Regions from separate parts of the Homo sapiens genome. Here region 2 is linked to region 1. A link is a loop called in an ENCODE intact Hi-C map of the cell type or tissue named here. Cell type or tissue: GM12878. All regions are shown on one strand. Each heading gives the region's core, and the rest is flanking DNA. Links, peaks and the distances in the headings are about the cores only. Region 1 has its middle 28 kb from the start of MRM1. Region 2 overlaps LOC105371750 (a long non-coding RNA gene).

What was found. Hi-C counts contacts between places; a loop is a spot of excess contacts. Peaks named below come from ENCODE experiments on the same cell type or tissue, not always from the same donor. Only the 100,000 strongest peaks of a DNase experiment are listed, where the experiment ranks them.
Region 2: a loop joins it to region 1, with 6 times the contacts of the local background. A loop is called at or near these places in 16 of 110 quality-filtered maps.

Annotation. Positions count from the first base shown.
Region 1 is chr17:36,628,145-36,631,049 of GRCh38, reverse strand. It overlaps a transcript of MRM1 not described here. Among named protein-coding and RNA genes, the nearest start is that of MRM1, 28 kb to the right of the region's middle. In GM12878, for the core only: a CTCF peak has its summit at 1,598 (motif pointing left); a DNase peak (open chromatin) is centred at 1,589.
Region 2 is chr17:36,754,346-36,757,250 of GRCh38, reverse strand. The region is part of intron 6 of LOC105371750 (a long non-coding RNA gene); the gene reads right to left. Among named protein-coding and RNA genes, the nearest start is that of MRM1, 150 kb to the right of the region's middle. In GM12878, for the core only: a CTCF peak has its summit at 1,478; no DNase peak of the experiment used is centred there.

The sequences.
Region 1 (2,905 bases), core at 218-2,717:
GACATTGTTATTATTCCCATCTTACAGATGATGAAACTGGGACTTAGAGGTGTTAGATGATATGGGGCAGCCACATAGAGTTAAGCCCCAGCCAGCCTGATTTTTACTCCAGGAAACTCGCCCAGGACGGGAAGCTTATTCACCTGGGCCCCCGAGTCCCAGCACCTAGACCAGTGCCTAGCCCACATGAGGTTCTCACTGAGCGTTTGTGGAACATTTGTTAACCAAATAAATCTGCCCCCAATGCCCTTACCCTCAACTTCCTCCTCCCAGACCTTTCCCTGCCCATCTCCTAACTCCTCGAATGTCTCTAGCGAACCATTCGAGACCTCTCCCCCAGGAGTCGAGGGTTACAGACCCCCTCAGTCCCTGCAATGGGACCGGGAAGTCAATTCACCACCTCACTCTCCTATCCCTATTAGCATTCAGGGATTTGTAGTTTGTCCTTAAGGTTCTCCCTTGCCTCAGTTTCCGCCCCTGGCACCAGATGTGAGGGAAGTAGGCAAGCAGACTGCTGGAGAAGAGGTCCCCTGAAAAGCCCACCCCTCTGCTTTCTTGTCCCACAAGCAAGTGCTGGGGATTTCCTTTCTTTCTCTCTAGATCCCGCAGAGCCCCAGACAACGGACGAGACAAAGAGCGGGCAAGCGGAGCAGTCAGGCCCAGCTCCAAGGCATGCATTTCCAAACAGGGAAAATGTGGACATCTGAGGACGGGGTCTCTCAAGGATACTCCCCCAAGTACAAGGTTTGGAGGCCCCTTTTGGAACACTGCCAATTCCAGCTGCCTCCACCCCCAGGCACCAATCACTCAACAGCACTGAGTGTTTACTGGGCCTGCAGGCAGGGAAATAATGCAAGATGCCACTTCCGCAAACTGGCAGGACAGGAGGGATGCCCTGCATTTGGTGTGCTGAGTGCCTTTGTGTGCATGATCTCATTCAAGGTTCCCAACTCTGAAAGCAGAAACGATTAGGAAGCAGAGGTCTTAGTGGCTTGCCCAAGGTCACATGCCTAAACAGGGACACAAACCTGAGGCCTTTAGGTCCTGTGCCTGGGTCTTGCTCTCCAAGCAAAGCTGATCCTTCAGTCACATCTGCCAAGGCTTCCTTTCCTACCAGCTGCAGGCATTGTAAACAAGCCCCCATGCCTCTTACCCAGCCCCCTTGTCCAAGGGCAAGGCAGATGGCCAAACCACTCCTGGGAGACCCCAGGTCTACAGCCCTAGGCTTTAGTGGTCAATGAGAGGACAACCTTCCCCAGGCCCTTAACTGGCTGAGGGGTGCCGGGCTGCCCCACCAGGGCCTGCTGATGTGCCCCCCCCCACCCCATCCCTCCCCTCCAGCTGCCCTCTGGTCCCTCTGCTCCTCCCACTGCCCCGCTTTCAGCCCCGACCCAAGAATGACCAGGAGTCACGGGTGGAGGAGCAGAGTTCCTGGTCCCCAGCCTGGCTTCTGACATCTCCGGCGCCCCTTGGCCTACCCTAGGTCGGGGTGTCAGGTCCAGTGAGACCAGCCTCCCCTCAAAGCCATCCAGCCCTGCCCTCTGGCCACTAGGCAGCCACATGCTCAGAGGATTGTCCAATGTCAGAGCGCCATCTAGTGTGAATGATGGGCACTGCACCCCTGCCTGCCGCCGCAGCTCACCCACTTGGCAGGACCTCTCATGGGGGTGGCCGGGTGCAGAAGGGGAGACGCCCTCAGACTCACAGAGGGCGCCAAATCTAGACTTCTGACATAGTGTCCAGATGACACTTTTCCTCCAGTCATGGGAGAGACCCTAGAATCCAGCGAGGGCAGTCCCCTTGCAGTGTGAGAATGTAGGATGACACTGCCTGCAGGGCCCTGTCACTATTTGAAAGGCTTAAAATGACCTTTCGAAGAGCCTAATCTCTTTGCACTATTTTGTGTGCACTGGTGAAAAGTAAACTTTCTAAATCGGCCATAATTTGGGTGACCTCTTTTTGGCAAATCTTAAACAAGAGCCTCAAAGAACAGGGGCTAAGGCATTGTCAGACCCAGAAGAGGCCCCACCGTGTGCATGAAGCCTGCACTCCATGCCTTGCTCAATCTGTTTCATGGGTCTCTCTCTCTCTCTTTCTCTCTCTCACTCACTCTCCTCTCTCTCTCTCTCCATCCTTGATCAGCCTGATGGAGTCAAAAGACCACTAAGTCCAGGCAGGGAGGTCAGGCTGATCTGGGTTTGAATCCTGGCTCTACATGAGCTGTGTAACCTTGAGAAATTCACTTGAAATTTCTAAGCCTTACTTTCCCCATCTGTAAAATGGGGTTGTGATGAGCATTGTGTGAAATAACAAGTTTGAAGCACTCAGCAAAGTGTCAGCTGCTTATCAGAGGCTCAGTAACTGCCAGTCTCATCCTCCTCATCTCTCTCAGGGCCTCCATCGCTGAGTCAGTGTCTCTCTGGGGGTCCGCTTCTGCAGCACCTGGCACAGGGTCTCCATCATTCTCTTGGTCTCGGAGCACTGGCCACACTGCACCTTGCATCTCACACTGCATCCTGCATGTCCATTTTCCATGGTTATATCCATCTACTCCCACCCACCTGATCCATGACTCGGAGCTTCCTAGGGTCTCTGTTTCTCTCTTCTTCCCCTCCGGAAGCCCAGCCCAGTTTTGAGCCCATGGCAAGTGTGTATCTGCCTGCAGCTGAACTGAATGTTCCCAGGCACAGTTAGAGAAGCCTGTTCTGCAATCCAGGAGCTGAACCAACACATGTTTCTAGCCCTGCCAAAACATACATTTTGGCCAGGTGCAGTGGCTCGTGCCTATAATCCTAGCACTTTGAGAGGCCAAGGCCAGAGGATTGCTTGAGGCCAGGAGTTTGAGACCAGCCTGAGCAACATAGGGGGACCCAGACTCAAAATATATACATACACATTTTCTCTC
Region 2 (2,905 bases), core at 147-2,646, 130 kb before region 1:
AAGCAGGCCAGGGGCAGGGAGTCTGAGACTGGATTCCTGCAGAAGACTTCCCGCCCCAGGCTCCTCTGGAGTGAGGAAGGGAGGGTGGAGGTGCTCTGCCCAGGGCAGGAAGGAACCCCTTTCGGGAGACCAGCTGTACCCCCTCTTCATACCCTTGCTCACACACCATTTACCCCTCATCCTCCTTTCTCCTCAACACCCAGGGGCACTTATTGTCATCTCTATGCAAACACTTCTCTAGGATCTCAAACACGATGGTTCTAAAACAAAAACAAAACCATAAAGACTCATCACCCCTTCCACTCATTCATTCATTCATTCATTCACTCATTCATTCATTCACTCACTCAGTCATTCATTCATTCACTCAGTCATTCAACAAATATTTACTGAGCACTGACCATGAGTCAGGCACTATGCCAGGCACAGAGCACGCAGTTGTAACCAAAACATTGTGTGTACAGGTGATGGAATATTATTCAGCCATAAAAAGAAATGGAATTTTGATATATAGTACAACATAGATCGAACTTGAAAATATTATGCTAAGTACAGTTAGCCAAACACAGAAGGACAAATATTGTAGGATTCCACTTATATAAGGTACCCAGAATAGGCAAATTCAGAGACAGAAAATAGAATAGAGGTTACCAGGAGCTGGGGGGGGGAGGGATGGGGAAGTTATTGTTTAATGGGCTCAAAGTTTATTTTGGAGATGATGAAAAAGTATAGGGTATAGACAGGGATGCTTCCACAACAGTGAGAATGCATTTAATGCCACTGAATTGTACACTTACAAATGATTGAAATAGTAAGTACTGTATGTACATTTCACCACCGTTAAAAACCAACAGGCCAGGTGTGGTGGCTCACTCCTGTAATCCCAGCACTTTGGGAGGCCAAGGTGGGCAGATCACTTGAGGTCAGGAGTTAAAGACCAGTCTGGCCGACATGGTGAAACCCAGTCTCTACTAAAAATACAAAAAACTAGCTGGGCATGGTGTTGTACACCTGTAACCCCAACTACTCAGGAGGCTGAGGCATAAGAATCACTTGAACCCCGGAGGCGGAGGTTGCAGTGAGCTGAGATCGTGCCACTGCACTCCAGCCTGCGCAACAGAGCATCACTGTGTCTCAAAAACAATACAAAACAAACAAACAAAAAAACCAGAAGTCCCTACCCACATGGAGCTTAGCTTCTAGAGGAAGGAGATAATAAGCAAAATCAGTGAAATAGATGAAAGACGGTGACACACACTATGGAAAGAAATGAAGTCAGAGAAGGGAAGAGGGAGCGCTGGGTGGGGCTGCAGATTGGATAGGGTCAGGGAAGGCCTGGCTGGGGAGGACCTGTGAGCAAAGCCATGGAGAAGGCAAAAGAGCACGTGGACATCCAGGATAAGCAATCCTGGCAGAGGGAACGGAATGCCAAGGCCCCAGGGAGAACTCACTTCTGGTGCACACAAGGCACTGCCAGGGGGCAGTGTGGAGCTGGCGAAGTGGACAGGAGTATGAAAGGAGGTAAACAAGGTGATGCGCGTTCACCAGAGAGCCCCGAACACCTAGAGCTCATCATGCACGCTGCATATATGCTGCAGTACCCAGCATCTCGCCAGAGTACCTGCTGCGCCCTCTACCAAGTACTTACCAAGCACCTCACCCCTCCCAGACTGGTCCCTCAGCTCTTCCCAGGGCCCACCTCTCACACCCCACCCTCCAACCCCACACCCTTGACTCATGCCTCATACCTTGACCCCACTCCCTCTGCACCCCCTCCCCCAACCCAGGTATCTAGAAACCTTCTTGAACCTCCAGCCCTCTCCTAGCTTCATGGCAACAACATCCAGGCATTCTAGCTCCTACCTGCCCAGCCCTCAGCCCAACCCAGGGTTCTTCCACAATCCTCACTCCCATTTCTCAGATGAATACACCAAGGCTCAGACATATGGAAGGGCTTCAGCTTCTTAACGTTTCTTCTCTTTCTTTCTTTCTTTCTTTTTTTATTTTTGAGACAGAGTTTTGCTCTGTCATCCAGGCTGGAGTACAGTGGTGTGATCTCGGCTCACTGCAAGCTCCACCTCCCAGGTTCAAGTGATTCTCCTGCCTCAGCCTCCCAAGTAGCTGGGACTACAGGCGCGCAGCACTATGCCCGGCTAATTTTTGTATTTTTAGTAGAGACGGGGTTTCGCCATGTTGGCCAGGCTGGTCTCGAACTCCTAACCTCAAGTGATCCACCCGCCTCAGCCTCCCAAAGTGCTGGGATTACAGGCGTGAGCCACAACACCTGGCCTCCTTAGCAATTCTTCATCAGAGGAGGGAGGCCTGCATGCAATCACATAAAACAGAGGAGGGAGGCCTGCATGCCATCACATAAAACAGGATCGAAGCTCTTGGAGGCAGCCCATGAACACACACACATGTGAGTGTGCGTGTGTGTGCACATGCCTCCCTAACAGCTCCCATGCAAGGCCCACACTGTAGTAGAAATGGCTGCCACAGAGCTCCACGGAGCAGGAGAGAAGGGAACTGGAGGGTATAGGCTATTGGAGACAGCAGTCTGGACATGTTCTGTACAAGAGAAAGGCACTGGCTCACAGCACACTCAGAAGCAGCCCACCCTAACCTCTCCGAGCCTCGTCGCCCTTGACTCCTTTCTTTCTCACTCAACCCCACAGCCAATCCATCAGCTAACCTGGGTAGCTCTCCCTGCAAAATTCATCCGGAATCTGACCACTGCTCTCCACCACTGCCTCTCACCTGGGTGACTGCAGTAGCCTCCAAATGGGCTTCCACCCTTGTTGCCCCACAGCCTGCTCTTGACCAGTAGCCAGAGGAACCTCGTTCTAAGTCATACCGTGTCCCTGCCCTGCTCAAACCCTGCCTGGCTCTCAGCTTCCTTCAGAGT